2 separate regions of the Homo sapiens genome follow, and region 2 is linked to region 1. The links are chromatin loops, found by intact Hi-C in ENCODE. Cell type or tissue: heart left ventricle. All regions are shown on one strand.

Evidence for each region. Peaks named below come from ENCODE experiments on the same cell type or tissue, not always from the same donor. Only the 100,000 strongest peaks of a DNase experiment are listed, where the experiment ranks them.
Region 2: a loop joins it to region 1, with 8 times the contacts of the local background. A loop is called at or near these places in 103 of 110 quality-filtered maps.

Annotation. Positions count from the first base shown.
Region 1 is chr14:20,608,509-20,611,008 of GRCh38, forward strand. It overlaps TRP-AGG2-5 (tRNA-Pro (anticodon AGG) 2-5), which reads right to left and starts at 899; the gene lies at 828-899. TRL-AAG2-3 (tRNA-Leu (anticodon AAG) 2-3) reads left to right here and starts at 1,624; the gene lies at 1,624-1,705. It overlaps LOC124903280 (a long non-coding RNA gene), which reads left to right and starts at 1,306. Exons shown (of 2, transcript XR_007064058.1): 1 at 1,306-1,532; 2 at 1,797-2,119. RefSeq lists silencers at 833-1,002, 1,593-1,822. In heart left ventricle, a CTCF peak has its summit at 1,040 (motif pointing left); DNase peaks (open chromatin) are centred at 1,113, 1,329 and 1,663; H3K4me3 peaks cover 1,542 bases.
Region 2 is chr14:20,690,155-20,692,654 of GRCh38, forward strand. The region is part of intron 1 of RNASE4 (ribonuclease A family member 4); the gene reads left to right. All of the region lies in intron 1 of ANG (angiogenin), which reads left to right. Among named protein-coding and RNA genes, the nearest start is that of ANG, 2.6 kb to the left of the region's middle. In heart left ventricle, a CTCF peak has its summit at 1,062; no DNase peak of the experiment used is centred here.

The DNA.
Region 1 (2,500 bases):
CTCCAGCCTGGGCAACAAGAGTGAAACTCCATCAAAGAAAGAGAAAGAGAGAAAGAGAGAGAGAAAGAAAGAAAGAGAAAGAAAGAAAGAAAAGAGAAGAAAAGAAAAGAAAAGAAAAGAAAAGAAAAGAAAAGAAAAGAAAAGAAAAGAAAAGGGAAAGAAAGAAAGAAAATCATTCCTAGGGTCCCATCCTCAGAGATTGCAGTGTAATTGTTCTGGGGTTGGACCCAGCAGTGGATGGTCAAAAAGCTTCACAGGTGACTCTAATATGCAGATACGATTGCAAATCCCTGTTGAGAAGTTCATTCCCAAGGGGCTACACCAACGAGTTCCCCACCCCCATGCGCACACAGAAGGGTTCAGTGAGCTGAGGCTTGAATGACGGAGTCTAGGCTTTATTTGTGACAAGAACTTCGCGACATCTGCTGGCCCCTGCGCTTACAAAGTGAGGTTTATGTGAAACTATTAAAATATGACTGTCCTGAATGAACAATTCCTGGATAATAACAAAGAACTGCAAAAGTAAAAAGCTGGTTGATTTAAAATAATGATTATGTAAAAGAAATGTACATGATATGTGGTAGCACCTGGTATTTATCCTCATAATGTAATACCATGACAAAGAGCATTTTTGCCTAAAGATGAAATACATATATTTGAAATAATGGAGCATTACATAGTACTCACATACTAACTTCAGACGGTGCTTACTTTGTGTGATGGTGTTTAACGTGAATAAACCTGTGGTTTTATTGGGATGTCCACTGACAGAAAAATCTGTGACTTTATGGGGGCCAGCTAACTGGGAGAGAAAGAAAAAAGGAACAGGGCTCGTCCGGGATTTGAACCCGGGACCTCTCGCACCCTAAGCGAGAATCATACCCCTAGACCAACGAGCCACCTATGAATTTCGGTTGGGTTACTAAACTTTAATAAAACTTTCAGCCACGTCTACAGTTGGTCACTGTCTTCTTTTATAACTATGGGCATGGGTGACACCTAGTGGATAAAGTAAACCACTGCAGGTTTTCTCACCTAAATTCCGGAAGGCGGCGCCTTGTGACTGCAGATCCCTTTTAGGAAAAATGTTCAGGCGTCAGTGGGAATAATTTATGACATGAAATTGCATGTTATAACATGAAATTGCATGTTTTCACTTCCGAGTGAGCCGAAGATGCTGTTGGACAGGGAGCAGGCAAATCAGGGACCGTCCCGAGTTATCCGGTGGTCGGAAGGCATCTCGTCCTTAACAGGTACCGACCGCCGTGCGCGCGGCCGGCGAAAGCTGTCGCCGCAGGGCGCCCTCCGTGAAGAGACCCCGAGGCAGAAGAGGGCCCCGACGCTGCCCGGTGACCCGCCTTGCCTGGCACGGGGCTGGCGCTCCAAACCGTTAGACCTGACAAGGTTGCCCTCCCTCTCTCGCGACGCCTTTCACAACATGTATTATAACTCTTTCCACCAATTTCAAATAGTGCGGCTTAAAAGATGAAGGAGAGCTAAACAAACCAGAAAGAAAAGAAAGAAAAAATCCGGTAAAACTACAAATACAGGATCATGAAGTTGGCAGGCGGGGAGGGTAAAAGAGGAAAGGGTAGAGAATAGGTTCCCAACTGTTAGCCAGTAGGTAGCGTGGCCGAGCGGTCTAAGGCGCTGGATTAAGGCTCCAGTCTCTTCGGGGGCGTGGGTTCGAATCCCACCGCTGCCAGGTGCTTCCCTTTTCTTGGGGAAACCATCCGTGTATTCCGATTAGTGTACTGGTGCTCCCACGTTAACACAGTCTCTTCACCTTTCTCTAGCACCCAATTTCGTATCTCCAGTTGGTAAAGAATGTAGCTGTCCGCTATTTTGGAACGTCTCGTATTTCTGAGTCTTTCACAATGTGAAGTACTTCATAAAGACAGTAAAATCCTCTCAAGATCATAAAGATGCTTTTGAATCCATGGTTTCCCAAAGGAGGGAAAGCGCCAGGACATTAATATAATTCATGTGTAGCCTTTGCTTTGCCTTTAAGTGGACGAGCGTACTTTGAGCTCTTTGCCTTTAAGTAGACGAGCGTAATTTGCACTGTTCTAGTTGTTGAGGAGTACAAAAAGAGGAATAAAACAATGCCTGCCCACAAGAGAAACTCACGGTCTACACTGCAAAAATAAATCCTACAATTACAAAAAAAACGGTCTTGAAACATTGTAAAACATCATCGAGTAGAAAACAAACGCGGCATAAGGAAGGTAGTGCAGTGATGTGGGAAGGATGGTGAAGGGACCGTGGGCTGGGCTGTTAGAATGCAAGGGGTGGCAATTCTCACATTACTAATTGTGTGACTTGGGCAAGCTGCTTACCTTTTGTGTGCCTCTATTTCCTCATTTGTACATTGGAGATAATATATACCTGTATTATGAAAATTAGTGAATACGTGTAAGGTGCTTAGCGTATATTCTGCAGAGACAAGAAAGATCAATTTAGGTATCCATTTGCAACATAATTCCATAGCCATGGCTAT
Region 2 (2,500 bases), 82 kb after region 1:
CAGTGAGCCGAGATTGCGCCACTGCAGTCCGCAGTCCGGCCTGGGCGACAGAGCGAGACTCCGTCTCAAAAAAAAAAAAAAAAAAAAAAAAAAAGAAAAGAAAAGAAAAAAAGGACAGAGAACAGCTGGGACTAATTCCACTGACAAAAAGCTGACAGACAGTTACGTGTTTGGGTACAGAAGGATATATCTATAGGACTTTTGCCACCAGATGTGAGGCTTTGCACCCTTGGCTTAGGCAGATTCACTTTTACACCACAAACGATCTGTCTCTTACTGGTTTTCTCCCAATTCCATTTTACCTTGCTTTTTGAGGAATTTAGAGTTGAATATATTGAGAAAGTTTTGAGTGAGGGAGCAGATGTTAGATATTGGTGGTTTTGGTGTACGCTTGCTGAGATTTGGTTCCTGGATGTCTTAGGGAATCAAGATTACAGGCCCCCAACTAAACTTATACAAAATTTGTCTCTGTAACTGAGGGTCACTGGACCTTTGCTATTGAAACTAGCAAAGCCTCTATTATGTTTAATGAGAACCATGAAACTTCAGATTTTTAGAGCTAGCAACTCTTTTATTTTCTTGATGAACAAACCTAGGCCTGGAGAGAAAAATGAAGTCAATTACTTAAAAAATATTAAGGGTTATAATAAGGCAAGCATGTTGATTCAAGGTGAATAATATGAGTTCTGTGGAATATACACCAGTAAGAAACACTAACAAGTAAATACTTCATTGTTCATCCACGATCACGTGGGTAATGGCATGTTTGGAAATGGCACCCGTGAAACCTGACAACAGGTCGGTCTTTATTTTGTGATATCCTTATGGGTAGATTCTGAACTTTGTGGCTTTTACTTTGGCACTTATATCTAATGAGGTGTCCTTGGTCTTAATATCTAATGCAGAGCGAGTTTGGACAGAGATTCTAAACAGGTTCACCAGCTCATACTCCCTTCTGTGAACAGCAATATCCCCACAAGTTATACAGCATTGGCACCTCCTGCAAGTACGGTATTTCCTAGAGAAGACATTAGTAACATTCCTATCCACCACTGCCACCTAACGACTCTTTTAGGTACTAGCAGCTCTGGTTCCGTTTCCTGATTTCTGATTTCTGGGATTCTGGCACCAGGCAGAAGAATGTTGACTGTGTAAGGCAGACCTTTGACATTAGAAGTCAGTATTTGTTCATTACAGAGCAAGAGACTTAATTGATTACAAATCAATAAAACTTTAATAAGATCTTCCAAAAAACTAGAAACAGGAAACACACCCAGGAGACTGAAAAGCATGATGTAAATGTGAAGAACGTGGCAAGTGGGTGGCTTGGCAGCCCAGCAGCTATACTGGAGCAGCTGCATGAGTGAATACTTGTTACTCCTTTAGGGCTGGCTCTCCATTCTACAATCATGTACCTCTTTCTTGATAAACTCCCAAGAACACACTTTCAGCATGGAATTTCAGACTTTTAGAGATAGCAACTCTCTCAAGTATGGACAAATGTCGGTGCGGACAAATTTGATGCACTGCTGAAGAATACCAAATAATATGCTAAGGAATTTTTTCATTCCACAATAATGGAGTAAATAGCAGCTGGAAATGTTTGCATTAAGTTCATAGATTATAATTTGTAATGGAATCAACACCAAATGCAAATTAGAAAGAGAGCCCACTTTGCTCACCCAGTCACGTCTTCCCATGTAACCATAGAACATTGGGGTCCTGTGTCTTTCTAGATCCACAGTCTTGCTCTCAGAACAGGCTAGCCACACCACAGGCCTAGTGCCAGGACCCATGGCCTTTTTTTAAGCTCAGACTCCCTTCTGTGAACAGCAATATCCCCACAACTTGTACAACATTGGTGCTTCCTGCAAGGGCTACAGAACTATTTGATACGAAAATGTTCATTGACTTACACACAAGAGAAGCACAAAATAAAAAATTAATAATTAATTTAATGTCTTTGAAAATGTACCATTTATTTTTACATTTGGGGTCATAAGAATTGTATTACACTTAAGAATGCAATACAATTTGAAGATCAGATTTTTCTCCCTTTGTGAGAATTTCTCAGTATGTGTGATGACTACCAAGAAATCATAGCCAGTCATAAATTCAGTGAGTTACTCATAAACGAACAAGAACCACCTACTTCTTGGGGAGGTAGGTCTGCTTCCCTTCAACTCAGGATACAACTGCTTTCAACTGCTTTCTTCACATTAGCTGACTAATTAGCTAGAAGCCTGTCGTAAACAATTTTATGGTTGACTCCTTCCCTGGGCTCAGGGTTCCCTAGAACAGAGGTCCCCAAATCCCGGTCTGTGGCCTGTCCGCCTAAGCTCTGCCTCCTGCCAGATCAGCAGGCAGCATTAGATTCTCATAGGAGCTGGACGCCTATTGTGAACTGCGCATGTGCGGGATCCAGATTGTGCACTCTTTATGAGAATCTAACTAATGCTTGATGATCTATCTGAACCAGAACAATTTCATCCTGAAACCA